Regions from separate parts of the Homo sapiens genome. Here region 1 is linked to region 2. A link is an interaction called in ENCODE POLR2A ChIA-PET data of the cell type or tissue named here. Cell type or tissue: Panc1. All regions are shown on one strand. Links, peaks and the distances in the headings refer to the core of each region. The heading gives the core; the rest is flanking DNA.

What was found. ChIA-PET counts read pairs that join two places held together with the same protein. Peaks named below come from ENCODE experiments on the same cell type or tissue, not always from the same donor. Only the 100,000 strongest peaks of a DNase experiment are listed, where the experiment ranks them.
Region 1: POLR2A ChIA-PET joins it to region 2 with 21 read pairs; 5 of 35 experiments call an interaction of 5 or more read pairs at or near these places.

Annotation. Positions count from the first base shown.
Region 1 is chr1:1,247,945-1,255,099 of GRCh38, forward strand. UBE2J2 (ubiquitin conjugating enzyme E2 J2) reads right to left here. Exons shown (of 7, transcript NM_058167.3): 7 at 5,968-7,155. Among named protein-coding and RNA genes, the nearest start is that of C1QTNF12, 4.8 kb to the left of the region's middle. RefSeq lists enhancers at 1-283, 3,210-3,489. In Panc1, for the core only: a CTCF peak has its summit at 2,461 (motif pointing left); no DNase peak of the experiment used is centred there.
Region 2 is chr1:1,069,219-1,076,373 of GRCh38, forward strand. RNF223 (ring finger protein 223) reads right to left here and starts at 5,088. Exons shown (of 2, transcript NM_001205252.2): 1 at 4,798-5,088; 2 at 1,749-3,357. The coding sequence starts at 3,348. The coding sequence ends at 2,599. It overlaps LOC105378948 (a long non-coding RNA gene), which reads right to left and starts at 119. Exons shown (of 5, transcript NR_168433.1): 1 at 1-119. RefSeq lists enhancers at 1-108, 80-845, 4,781-5,280 and a silencer at 36-435. In Panc1, for the core only: no CTCF peak of the experiment used is centred there; no DNase peak of the experiment used is centred there.

The DNA of each region.
Region 1 (7,155 bases), core at 2,110-4,609, 180 kb after region 2:
GCCAAGGAGACCCCCCGCCCAGGGCTACCAGACCCCTCCTCACAGGCAGGGCATCCAAATTTTCTCTGTCACCCACTGGCAATGAGCTCCCCTGTGACTCTAGACAGAACAGGCTGGATCTCCAACTCTGACCTACAGGCAGGAAAGTGGGCAGCCCTGGGAGGCTGGACTGAGGGAGGCTGGACTTCCCACTCAGGCCTACACGCAGGAAAATGGGCAGCCCTGGGAGGCTGGACCGAGGGAGGCTGGGCCTCCCACTCCACCCTACAGGCCAGGACACGGGCAGCCCTGGGAGGCTAGACCGAGGGAGGCTGGGCCTCCCATCTACCCTACAGGCCGGGACACAGGCAGCCCTGGGAGGCTGTACCGAGGGAGGCTGGGCCTCCCCCTCTGCCCTACAGGCAGGAAAACGGGCAGCCCTGGGAGGCTGGACCAAGGGAGGCTGGACTTCCCACTCTACCCTACAGGCAGGAAAACAGGCAGCCCTGGGAGGCTGGACCGAGGGAGGCTGGGCCTCCCACTCTGCCCTATAGGCCGGGACACAGGCAGCCCTGGGAGGCTAGACCGAGGGAGGCTGGGCCTCCCACTCTGCCCTACAGGCAGGAAAACGGGCAGCCCTGGGAGGCTGGACCAAGGGAGGCTGGACTTCCCAATCTACCCTACAGGCAGGAAAACAGGCAGCCCTGGGAGGCTGGACCGAGGGAGGCTGGGCCTCCCACTCTGCCCTACAGGCCGGGACACAGGCAGCCCTGGGAGGCTGGAGCAAGGGAGGCTGGGCCTCCCACTCCGCCCTACAGGCCGGGACACGGGCAGCCCTGGGAGGCTAGACCGAGGGAGGCTGGGCCTCCCACTCTGCCCTACAGGCAGGAAAACGGGCAGCCCTGGGAGGCTGGACCGAGGGAGGCTGGACTTCCCACTCTACCCTACAGGCAGGAAAACGGGCAGCCCTGGGAGGCTGGAGCGAGGGAGGCTGGGCCTCCCACTCCGCCCTACAGGCCGGGACACGGGCAGCCCTGGGAGGCTGGAGCGAGGGAGGCTGGGCCTCCCACTCCGCCCTACAGGCCGGGACACGGGCAGCCCTGGGAGGCTGGAGCGAGGGAGGCTGGGCCTCCCACTCCGCCCTACAGGCCGGGACACGGGCAGCCCTGGGAGGCTGGACCGAGGGAGGCTGGGCCTCCCACTCCGCCCTACAGGCCGGGACACGGGCAGCCCTGGGAGGCTGGACCGAGGGAGGCTGGGCCTCCCACTCCGCCCTACAGGCCGGGACACGGGCAGCCCTGGGAGGCTGGACCGAGGGAGGCTGGGCCTCCCACTCCGCCCTACAGGCCGGGACACGGGCAGCCCTGGGAGGCTGGACCGAGGGAGGCTGGGCCTCCCACTCCGCCCTACAGGCCGGGACACGGGCAGCCCTGGGAGGCTGGACCGAGGGAGGCTGGGCCTCCCACTCCGCCCTACAGGCCGGGACACGGGCAGCCCTGGGAGGCTGGACCGAGGGAGGCTGGGCCTCCCACTCCGCCCTACAGGCCGGGACACGGGCAGCCCTGGGAGGCTGGACCGAGGGAGGCTGGGCCTCCCACTCCGCCCTACAGGCCGGGACACGGGCAGCCCTGGGAGGCTGGACCGAGGGAGGCTGGGCCTCCCACTCCGCCCTACAGGCCGGGACACGGGCAGCCCTGGGAGGCTAGACCGAGGGAGGCTGGGCCTCCCCCTCTGCCCTACAGGCAGGAAAACGGGCAGCCCTGGTGTAGAGGGCAGCCCTACAGGGTTTGTGGGTTTTTCTCCCCGTGTGCGGAGATGAGAGATCGTAGAAATAAAGATACAACACAAAGAAATAAAAAAGACAGCTGGGCCCGGGGGACCACTACCACCAAGATGTGGAGACCGGTAGTGGCCCCGAATGCCAGGCTGCGCTGTTATTTATTGGATACAAGACAAAGGGGCAGGATAAGGAGCGTGAGCCATCTCCAGTGATAGGTAAAGTCACGTGGGTCACGTGTCCACTGGACGGGGGCCCTTCCCTGTTTGGCAGCCAAGGCAGGGGCCAGGGAGAGAGAGAGACAGCTTACGCCATTATTTCTGCTTATCAGAGACTTTTAGTACTTTCACTAATTTTGCTACTGTTATCTAAAAGGCAAAGCCAGGTGTACAGGATGGAACGTGAAGGCGGACTAGGAGTGTGACCGCTGAAGCACAGCATCATAGGGAGACGGTTAGGCCTTCGGATAACTGTGGGTGGGCCTGACCCTCCACAAGAGGTGGAGGAGTAGAGTCTTCTCTAAACTCCCCCGGGGAAAGGGAGACTCCCCTTCCCAGTCTGCTAAGTAGCGGGTGTTTTCCCTTGACACTGACGCTACCGCTAGACCACGGTCTGCTTAGGTCACGGGTGCCTTCCCAGGCGCTGGCGTTACTGCTAGACCAAGGAGCCCTCTGGTGGCCCTGTCCGGGCGTAACGGAAGGCTCGCACTCTTGTCTTCTGGTCACTTCTCACCATGTCCCCTCAGCTCCTATCTCGGTATGGCCTGGTTTTTCCTAGATTATGATTATAGAGCGAGGATTATTATAATATTGGAATAAAGAATAATTACTACAAACTAATGATTAGTGACACATATGGTCTATACCAAGTATAACTCTTATTTTATATATTTTGTTACACTGGGACAGCTTGTGCCCTCGGTCTCTTCCCTCGGCACCTGGGTGACTTGCTGCCCTCACCCTGGGAGGCTGGGCCTAACTGGGAAGGATGTGGCTTCGTGTTCCCAACCCCAGGCACCTTTAAAATGAGCTGAGCCTGGCACCCAGGCAGGAACACTCAGCCCCCATGCTCCCTCTAGAAGACGACCAAGAGGACCCCACCCTCTGGGTCACCCACCAAGGATCCAGGGTACCCTGGGCCACAGCCACGAGCTGCTCACAAGGGGAGGCTCAGGTGCAGCTGCTGGCTCTGCTCACCCCCTGCACCCCCCAACGCAGACACCCTGACACCCCCCGGCCCTGGAAAAATGGCAAAGGACCACGGTGCCCTGCCCAGCCGCCTGCTGCAGGGAGAGCAGCTCCCTCAGACCCGGAGTGCTCTGCTGTGCCGGCTGGTTCATCAGCACTCAGGCAGGCCTGGGCATGCGCTCACAGAGAAGCTCGAGGTTGCCAGAACACAGGAAACGCCTCTTCTTTCCTGTGACCACGAGGCCACGTGCTCACCTGTCTGCAGAATATCAACTTTTAAGGGGCTTTTCTCTCCTCATTAAAAGACTTCACAGTGTGCTCTGCATGGCGAGGGGACACACCGTGCTCCCAGGGGGAAGTCAAGGACGGCCTCCACCGGTGACAACACAAGAACAGAGGGGCCCACGATTCCTCTAAGGGAGACGGGGACAGAGGGTCAGACGTGCCCGGCCCAACAGGCCAAACATCATTTTTTTTTTTTTTTTAGACAGAGTCTCACTCTGTCAGCCAGGCTGGAGAGCAGTGGCACGATCTTGGCTCACTGCAACCTCCACCTCCTGGACTCGAGTGATTCTCCTGCCTCAGCCTCCTGAGTAGCTGGGATTACAAGCACATGCCACCATGCCCGGCTAATTTTGTATTTTCAGTAGAGACAGGGTTTCACCATGTTGGCCAGGCTGGTCTCGAACTCCTGACCTCAGGTAATCTGCCCACCTCAGCCTCCCAAAGCGCTGGGATTACAGGAGTGAGCCACCACGCCCGGCCCAAACATCATTTTTTATTTTGGGCCAGTGCGGACAACATGCCACGGGCACCACCTTCACTGCTTGACCGATGATCGCTAAAAGTTGAGATTTCAGTTGGGCGTGGTGGCTCACGCCTGTAATCCCAGCACTTTGGGAGGCTGAGGCAAGCAGATCACGAGGTCAGGAGTTTCAGACCAGCCTGGCCAATATGGTGAAACCCCGTCTCTACTTAAAATTAGCTGGGTGTGGTGGCAGGCACCTGTAATCCCAGCTACTTGGGAGGCTGAGGCAGGAGAATCACTTGAACCCAGGAGGCAGAGGTCACAGTGAGCAGAGATCACGCCACTGTACTCCAGCCTGGGCGACAGAGCAAGACTCCGTCTCAAAAAAAAAAAAAAAGTTGAGATTTTAGTCGGGCGCGGTGGCTCACGCCTGTGATCCTAACACTTTGGGAGGCCGAGGCAGGTGGATCCCTTGAGCTCAGGAGTTCAAGACCAGCCTGCGCAACATGACGAAACTCCATCTCTACAAAAAATACAAAAATTAGCCAGGCATGGTGGCGCACACTTGCGGTCCCAGATATGTAGGGGGCTGAGTTTGGAGGATCCCTTGAGCCCAGGAGGTCACCGTTACATGTGGGCGGCAAGCCACCCAGGTGCCGAGGCAAGAGACCGAGGGCATGAGCTGTTCCAGTGTAATAAAGAAAATATACACAATAAGAATAGTTACACTAGAAATAGATTATAGATGTGATGATATATGAATATTCTTAATCATTAGTTTCTAGCATTACTCTTCATTCCAATATTATAATAATCTCTGTTCTACAACTATAACCTAGGAAAAACCAGGCCATACAGAGATAGGAGCTGAGGGGACATAGTGAGAAGTGACCAGGAGACAAGAGTGTGAGCCCTCTGTCACGCCCGGACAGGGCCACCAGAGGGGTCCCTGGTCTAGCGGTAGCGCTAGCGCCTGGCAAGGCACCAGTTACTTAGCAGACGGGGAAAGGGAGTCTCCTTTTCCCCGGGGGAGTTAGAGAAGACTCTGCTCCACCATCTCTTGTGCAAGGCGACATCAGTCAGGCCCACCCGCAGCCATCCAGAGGCCCGTCTCCCCGTGATGCTGTGCTTCAGCGGTCACACTCCTGGTCTGCTTTCGTGGTCCGCCCTGTACACCGGGCTCCGCCTTCTAGATAGCAGTAGCACAATGAGTGAAAGTACTAAAAGTCTTTGAAATACATAGAAGAAAGAATGGTGTAAGCTGTCCTCTCTCTCTCTCCGCCTCGGCTGCCAAACAGGGAAGGGCCCCCTGTCCAGTGGACACGAGACACACGTGACCTTACCTATCATTAGAGATGGCTCACGCTCCTTACCCTGCCCCCTTGCCTTGTATCCAATAAATAACAGCGCAGCCAGGCATTCGGGGCCACTACCGGCCTCCACATCTAGGTGGTAGTGGTCCCCCGGGCCCAGCTGTCTTTTCTTCTATCCCTGTCTTGTGTCTTTATTTCTATGATCTCACATCTCTCCGTACACAAGAAGAACCCACAGGCCCAGTAGGGCTGGACCCTGCAGTTACAGGGAGCCATGATAGCACCATTGCACTCCACACTGGGCAACAACAGAGCAAGACTTTGTCTCCAAAAAACAAAAAAACAAAGTTGAGATTTCACATCTAGACGACATTTGAGACAGGGTCTGGCTTCGCTGCCCAGGCTGGATTGCGGTGGCTCCATCATGGCTCACTGTAGCCTCCACCTGCCGGGCTCAGGCAATCCTCCCACCTCAGCCTCCTGAGTAGCTGGGACCAAAGGTGCACATCACCACACCAGGTAGTGTTTTGTATTTTTTGTGAGATGGGGTCTCACTACATTGCCCAGGCTGGGTTCAAGAGATCCACCCCTCAGCCTCCCAAAGTGCTGGGATTATAGGCGGCAGCCACTGCACCCGGCAGTAGCGTGTTGAGTAAACACTCTATTCGTTAGCATTCCCCCTCCCATGAGCCTCGGGAGACACCGGGCTTTGGAAGTGATGCTGGCGGTCACAGAAGCGGAGATCAGGGCAGGGCTGGCATCCAGTACGGGATGGGGAGAGAGCCCTGCAGAGGGCTCTACACCATGGCTCCAGCGACGCGATTCCCTGTGGGGACCCACCTGCCCTGCAGCTGCCACACCACCCCAGGCCAGCAGGTGTGACCCCCTGGTCACGGGCCACCCCAGCCCTGAGCACAGAGATGGACACACATCCCGGCCCACACAGACACAAGCAGCATGAAATTCAGAAATAAAGATATAATGAAAGACCTTTTTTTTCCACAAGAATAGGTTAAATACATACAATTGGTAAATTATAGAGCAATTCTGAATAAACTGATCAAAAAACGAAGAAAGATGAGCGCGTGCGGGCTGGGCTTGTCTCACGCCCGCCTCCGGACAGGGTGGGTTTCTTGCCGGCGGCCGTGCCCCACCTCGACGCGATGCACCTGCGGTACATCCCACCCAGGCGAAGTCACGGAACAGACGCAGAAGAGGGGAGACGGCCGAGACCCGGGGAGCCACGCGGCCCGAAACAGCCCCTGCTGGCTCTGGCGTCTTTCCGGGCCGGGGTGCCCCTCTGCCATGTTCCGTGGACAGCGAACACCCGGGCCGGAGCCATTACCTACTGTGAAGGCCAGCGCAGGGGGCACGGGATGTGAGGGAGGCCCCCGAGTGCACGGGGCCTTCTGCAGGGACTCCGGTCCTCCGCCTTCCACCAGCATAGGAGGACGGGCTTCTGGCCCACCGGACATAAGGAATTCAGAGAAAAGGCTCTGCAGGTACCCAAGGCCCCCCAGCCTGCAGCACCGAGGGGCGCCCAGGAGGCCCGGCCTGCGGAGGGCACCGGCAGCCCCCGCCCCGCTCGCGGCCGCCGCAGTCAAGGGCGACTTGTGGTTGGAGTGAGCAGGCTCCTGGCTTCCAGGGCAGCAAAAACCCCCAAGCACTTTCTAGAAGGAATGTGTTTCATTCTGACTGTAAACACATTTGTAAATGCTGAGACCAAACCCCGACTTATGGATCCTGAGCCACGGCCGTCACTGGCCCCGCTAAGCCTCATCACCACACGGCCAGGCCAGACCAGCACCCGCGGACGCCAGCTCCACCCCTGGGCCCCGAGGTTCCCACCCGCTGAGGAGCCGGGAGCTCCGAGAAACGCGCCAGGAGCTCCAAGAACGCAGGAGCAGCCCGCGGTCGGCAGCAAGTTTGCATTTCTAAGTGACCACATCTAATAAAATGAAAAACGGGTTTACTAAAACAGGTCCAAAGACAACACGGAAGATAAGCTACAAATCCAGCACACAAGGCCCACCCACACCAGCCCCAGCGGCCCGTGGCCAGGACAGGGCTGAGGCTCCAGTCTCCTCCAAAGCCCAGTCACACATTTTGGTTTTTGCTTCCCCTTTCAGGTTTTTAAAAGCTAAACCTAGG
Region 2 (7,155 bases), core at 2,232-4,731:
CGACACCGACGTCCCGAAGACGATCCAGCTGGTTTGGCGGCAGCACTGGGGAATGGTGCAGACGGAGGCTCCGTACAAGTTCACGTACCTGGCGCTGCAGCGGCACATCCGGGGCGAGTAACTGCGCCTGCGCGAGCAGGTGGGGGCGTGGCCCTGCGGGGCGTGGCCTGTGCGGGCGTCGCCATGGTGACCGGCGGCCCCTCCCCCCAGCGCGAGCCGCCTCAGGAGCGCGAGAACCAAAACGTGGGCGCCGCCCCCCGCTAATCGGGTTGCAGCCCCCGGCTCCCCGGGCATCCCCGGTGTGAGTGGAGCGCCGGGGCCGGTCCGGAGTCCTCTGGGAGGGACTGGGACGTGCGGGGTGCAGGGCTGAGCCGCTGCTCCGCGCGCAGAACCCCGCAGCCCTGGGACGGCGAGGACGCGAACCTGCGGAGCCGCGGGTGTCTGAGGAGCCGCAGGGAACCCCCGGCCTAGCCGCGCCCGCGTGTGGCCGGAGCTGCGGGCCGGGACTGTGTCCAGGACAGAGCCACAAGCTTGTCCCCAGCTCAGGGAGGTCCAGGGGCGGCAGAGGGAGCGACAGGCTGCGAAGCCCACCGGTGACCACGTGTGAACCCGCGTGCGCCCCCAGCTCGGCCACTCCGTGCGGGTCTGCCCTCACCGCAGCTCCGGCCTGCCGGCCCTGCCTGCTCCCGTGGTCTGGGATGTGGCCCCGGTGAGGACCCGGCCCCATCAGGCACAGGGTGGATGTCTGTGGAGTGAGGTGTGTGTGACATATTCATGTGACCACCCGTGCAGCGTCACGCGCCTGGCCCTGCCGATGACAAGGGTGTGGGCCTGCGTGGGCATGACTGTGTGTGTGACACAGAGTGATGTTGCTGTGACCCGTGGCTGCACTCCCCACATCACCGGCTTTCACAGCCTTCCGGTAAAGTGCTGTGTTCTCCCTTCTGTGTCTTCGCTGGGACCTGGGGCAAGGGTGGGTGTGGCCCCCACAGCTGGAGTCAGCTTCTGTGGGGCCTTCCCGAGCCCTCCCCACCCTGGACCAGAGGCCCAGCTGGTTGGAGCAGGAAGTACCTGGGCTCTGGGGTCAGGGATGGGAAGGCTGAGGAGGCCTGCGTGAGCTGGACCTGGCCTGGGCCCTCCTGGCCGTGCCTGCCTGGTGGTGCAGGATTCCTGGGGCTGATGACAGACGGGGTAGGGCTGGGGTTGGCGAGCCTCCTGCCGATACCTCACGTAGCTGACCTCTGACTCTTCCCCAGCCAGGCTGGCCCTGGGAGTTGCCGGAGAGTCAGTGGATCTGCAGGCTGCACGCTGGCTGTTACCTTTGCTTCTGGGTTCCCACAGGGGTCATGGTTCTGTGGTTCTCCAGTCAGGGACCCTAGCAGGGCCATGGGGCGTGACTTCCTGGAGGTGTGGCCTAGTATGGCCACGGCAGAGGATGGGGGAAGAGAAAGGCCCCCTTTGTCAGCCCCCGGGCTCTGAACCAAGCTGAAGCCCTCCCCCTGGTCCAGCCTGCCCTGCCCCAAGTGTCCTGGGCCTCTCCCCATCTCCCTGGGGAGCCTCACATTGCTGAGTCGCCAGCCAACTCCAGAAACCCCCAGCCTGTCTGCAGCCAGAGGGGCTGGGAGTTGGACCCCCTAGAACCTTGGGCCCACCTGTCCCAGTGGCTGCTGGGAGTCTAATTCTGTCAGGGTATCCTCTGGGTTGAGGCTGCAGCAGGGGCACCCAGGGTGAGGCCCTCTTGCCAAAGATGGATACAAATAATTTATTTTAAAAGGTACAATTCACAAGGTTGGAGGGGTAGCTGGAAGTTTCTGTGGTTACCTTGCACTGGGGGGCTGCCCTGCCTCCACTCTCTCCCCACAGTCCGAGGGCAAGATGAGCACCCCCACCCAATGGCAGGACCAGCCCTGCGGGGAAATGTCAGCATGAGTGGAAGCACGGCAAGGCCCCTTCCTTCTTGGCAAGGGGCTTCCCTGGCAGGCAGTTCACAGGGTGTGTGGGTGGGGGGGATGCTGACCAGCTGCTCTCCTGGACCCTTCCTGTACGAGCCTGTTTTTTTTTGTTTTGTTTTGAGACAGGGTCTCCCTCTGTCGCCCAGGCTGGATGCAGTGGTGCAATCTTGGCTCACTGCCACCTCCACCTCCCCGGTTCAAGCAGTTCTCCTGCCTCAGCCTCCCCAGTAGCTAAGAGGCACCCACCACGATGCCCGGTTAATTTTTGTATTTTTAGTAGAGATGGGGTTTCACCATGTTGGCCAGGCTGGTGTCAAAATCCCGACCTCAAGTGGTCTTTCTGCCTCAGCCCTCCAGAGTGCTGAGATGACAGGCGTGAGCCACCGCGCCCGGTGAGACTGTGGTTCTTGGAGGCTTTGGGGATCCTCTTGTCCACCCCGTCAGGACCCAGCCTGGAGAATGAGGGGTGGACAAGCTAAATGGAGCCTGGTCTTGGTGGGGCCCCGGTGGAGTCCTCAGAGATGCCAGGCTCCTTTCGCGTCCTCGGGGACCGACTTCCAGTGGCTGCTGTGCCCTTGGGCCCCCCAGTGGGGGACGCCCCATGGAGCTGGGCGAGGGCGGCTGACCTGGGCAGAGGCTGCTGGCCCTAATTATCAGTCAGAGGCCCGAGGGGGGAGGCGGCTGTGCTGGTGGCCGGGGGCCGGGGGGGCAGGGGCAGGCAGCGCAGGTTCCCGGTCTTGAGCGCGCACTGCACCGGCCAGAGTGCCACACAGAAGAGCATCAGCAGCAGGGCAGAGACCAGTGCCATGCGCCTCCAGTCCCTGCAGCGCGCCCAGCAGCGGGCCAGGCGGCCCCGGCGGGGGGCAGGGTCCCGGGCGGGCGCGGGCGGCTCGGCAGGCTTGCTCAAACCCACGTCCACGCATACGAAACCGGGCTCGCGGCCAGGTGTGGTGGGCAGTGGCTGGCAGCACAGCTTGGTGCCCTCCAGCCACACAGGCTCCTCACGCCGCAAATGCGCCGGCATCCGGGCCTGCAGCTGGCGGCTGGTGCACAGCGCGGGGGCTCCGGCGGGCGGCACGGCCGTGGGCTGCCTGCAGAAGGGGCAAGGTACAGCCTCACCACCGGGGCGGCCCACAGGCTGAGCAGCCGCCAGCCGGGCCAGGCACTCCAGGCAGAAGACGTGGGTGCAGGAGAGCTCCTTGGGTGTCTTGAAGATGTTGTCATAGCCTGAGAAACAGATGGAGCACTCCAGGGGGGAGGCCACCCTCTCCGAGCCAGGGGTGCCAGGGGACCTGGGGCTGCCGGCCGAGCTGGGGGACCTGGGCATCGAGGCTATGGAGCTGCTCCGGCGAGGGGGTGGCACAGCCGTGTGCCACACCTGCTGGCCTGACGACATGTCTCTGAGCTGTGGGACAGGGACTGTGGTAAGCAATCACCGGCCGCCCCTTTCTGGTGGTGTTTTATCTCTCCCTCCCCTCTCTCGCCCCAGAGATCCCAGGGAAGGACTCTGTTTCCTGCGCGCCACTCCAGAAAGTTCCTCCGGTGCCCCTGGAGGTCATTCTGCCCCACGTGCAATCCTGTCCTCTCCACCCCATCACATGGCTGCACCGGGGTGAGCCTCCCACAGGGCCCCAGGCCTGCTCCGGGAATGCAGGCCGTGTGTAGGGGGGTCTCACTGACCGCTCGGCAGACACCTCCTGTTGGCCCTGCCCCACCTGGCTGGCCCTGCTGCCCGGGCAGAAATAATGGTGAGGATGACAATAGCCACAGTCGTCACTGTTTATGTCGGAGCTCTGCAAGGCTGGGCCCACATCACGGGACTCACACAACGCCACAGTGTGGAAAAGGCCGCCCAGAGCATGGGTGACTCGGCCAGGGCCACCCCAAGGGAGCTGGCGGGCCCTGGACCCTGGCAGATACGGCTCTCAGGCAGGCCAGGGACTCCAAGTCAAGTGAAGTGAGTTTGAACTCAGATCCCAGGATGGGTGCCTGGCTTGGGCGGTGCAGGCCTGATTTGTAGGCAGCTATGTGAGGGTGGGGTGTGGGGGTCTCTGGGTCTGGGGACCGGGCTGAGCCCCGGGGGCTTTGGGACGACAGGGAGGGCCCAGGCAGGGGCAGGGGTCAGTGCCCGAGGAAGGTGCACGTCAGGCACGACCTGCGGCCTGCGGGGCCGGCTTGTCTAGCTGCTGAGGGTCTGATGTGCACAGTGTGGGGGTGGGACTTGGATAAGCCCAGCCATTCCCTCTGGGCCAGCCCACTGCCTCATGGTCAGGTGATGGTCAGGGCACCCTCAGCCGCCCACTGAGTGGGTGTTTCTTCTCCCTGACCCAATCCCACTTCATGGCAGGGACCCTGGGGGACGGACACTGGGGGATGCTGCTCTGCCCCTGGGCATGGCTCAGGTGGGCATCTCAGCTGACCTGGGACCCTGCTCCACCTCCCGCCCCTCCCCTGCACCCAGGATCCGCTGCAGGGAGCCACAGGGGTCCCACCTGGAGGGAAGTGGGCAAGGGTGACAGTGAGACTCAAGGGCCTGGCCGTGCGTCCCCGTGGGGCCCAGGAGGCTGCCCCAGAAGTGACTCCTGGCACTGCCCCGCCCCACCCCTGACTTGCCAGTGAGTCCCAGACAGGCTGGCGGGATGACACAGGTCACTGTGACCACCTGAGTCACACGCCGTCACTGTGAGGCCGTGAGTGCCCCAGGCACCGGGACCTGGGGACTGTGCTCTGCGGCCTGTGTACCCCACAGAACCGGTTCCTTGGCACGAGGCCCCACCCCTCCACGATGGTGCCCCACCCTGAGCCTGTGCAGGTAAGGGGTGAACACGGGCTGAGCTGGCCTTACCTGGTGGCCGGGGGTCAGCGGGCCTGGGCGTGGTCCTCCTCGCCGGCCACGGTTGGGCTCCAAGGCCCTGGGCTGCCCTGCCGTGGCAGTGTCTGCTTCCTCTTCTCCGGGCCCGGCCCGGCCTGTGCTTCACCCAGCAGGTATCCCTCCCCGGGGCCGGCCACCAGCAGCTGTCCCGGTGGCACTGGTCTGGCAGGTGTGGCTTCTGCTCTGTCCAAGACAGGCGGGGACACAAGGAATGCGTGCGCCGTCACCCGCACAGAGCTCTGGTCTGAGGCAGGTGTGAGTTGCTGGGTGTGGGCTCCCAAGCAGGTCTATTTATACCCTATGGGCCAAGGGTGTGGCCGCAAGCCTCAGGGATTGGCTGGCTTCATCCTCTCCTTGGCGGGCCAGGCAGCTGGAGGGCAGGGAGGGAGGGGTGAGGGTCGGAGCCGGGTAGGGGTCAGCACAGCCGCTGCAGCCTGGGCAGGTCTGGGCTGGGGTGTGTGCTTGGACAAAGCCCTCTCTCCCTATAGCCCCAGGAGGCTGGAGCACCTGCTGGAAGCTGCTCACCGCAGTTCCAGGTCCCTGTGGCCCCTGAGCTCCTGGGTGGGCCTCCTAGCAGGGGCCCTCCCCGAGCCCCCCACAACCTATGCCCAGCCTGCCCCTGCCCTTTGCTCACTGCTGCCTGCCCTCACAGCCCATTCCTGCCACTTCCCTGCCCACACCCACCCATGTGCTCACCTGCCTCATCCATACACATACGTGGCTGCTCTCACACATGGGCCATGTGTTCACACGCTCTATGCCCCCGTGTCCACAGGCTCTCACACACGTGCCGTGTCCGGAAGCTCACATATGCCATGTCCACACTCACACACGCCGTGTCCACACTCACACGCCGTGTCCACACTCTCACACACATGCCATGTCCACATGCTCTCACACACGTGCCCTGTGTCCACACACACACACATGCCATGTCCACATGCCCTAGCAGACTACAGGACTGGTCTGTGCAAAGACCAGGGCTGGAGCTGGTTGAGAGTCTGGGGGCTGAGGCTGGCAGGGCTGGGATGGAGGATGTGTGGGTCTCAGAGGAGCAGCCAGTGGCATGGGCTGCCCCGTCCCCCGCACACCCCGCTGTGGGCCCGAGGGCCTGGTGTAGAGCTGCACCCCCAGGCTGTCCAGCTGCCAGCTCCCCACCTCACTGAGGCGTCTCTCTCCCAGCCCAGTGGACCTCATGCAAGGGGAGGTCCGACCCGGCTGCCACAGCCCCATCCCCGCCATGAGGCCTGGGCCGGACCTGAGCTGGGACTCCACACACCAGCCTGGGGGGGTGCCACACTGGGTGGGGCTGGGAGTGAGGGACCCACCCTAGTGGGAGAGCTGGCCGGGCCACCCCACAGACTGCCCTCAGGCAACTCCCATGCAGGTGCCCGCCGACCCCTCAGTAGGGACCCAGAGGCTCCCCCAGGGCTGCCGCGGGCATCCTGGAGCCCAAGGGATGCTGGGAAGTGGGAACCAGGACTGCAGAGGCCAGGGGGCAACACCCCGAGGAGGAGCACAGGGACTTGGGCTCAGGAAGGGCCGGACCCCTGCCAGTTCCATGAGGACTCTCAGTCGGGGGTTGGGGGGACCCCTGCCAGTTCCATGAGGACTCTCAGTCAGGGGTTGGGGGGACCCCTGCCAGTTCCATGAGGACTCTCAGTCGGGGGTTAGGGGGGTTCAGAGAGCGGATTTGGGTGCTCAGACAGGGAGGGGTGGATGCTCAGAGAGCGGGGCGCGGGCTGGGGCTGGGCTTTCAGACAGGGAGGGCTGGGGACTCAAGAGCTGGGGAGGGGTGGGAGCTCTGTGAGGGGCTCCGTGCGGGGTGGCTGAGGCTATGGGAACTCTGTGGGGGGAGGCTGAGGCTATGGGGACTCCGTGGGGGGAGGCTGAGGCTATGGGGACTCCGTGCCGGGAGGCTGAGGCTATGGGGACTCCGTGGCGGGAGGCTGAGGCTATGGGGACTCCGTGGGGGGAGGCTGAGGTTATGGGGACTCCGTGCTGGGAGGCTGAGGCTATGGGGACTCCATCGGGGGAGGCTGAGTCTATGGGGACTCCGTGGGGGGAGGCTGAGGCTATGGGGACTCCGTGCCGGGAGGCTGAGGCTATGGGGACTCCGTGGGGCAGGCTGAGGCTACGGTGACTCCGTGCAGGGCTGTGAGGCTACGGGGACTCCGTGGGGGGTGGCTGAGGCTACGGGGACTCCGTGGGGGGAGGCTGAGGCTACGGGGACTCCGTGGGGGGAGGCTGAGGCTACGGGGACTCCGTGGGGGGAGGCTGAGGCTACGGGGACTCCGTGCTGGGAGGCTGAGGCTATGGGGACTCCGTCGG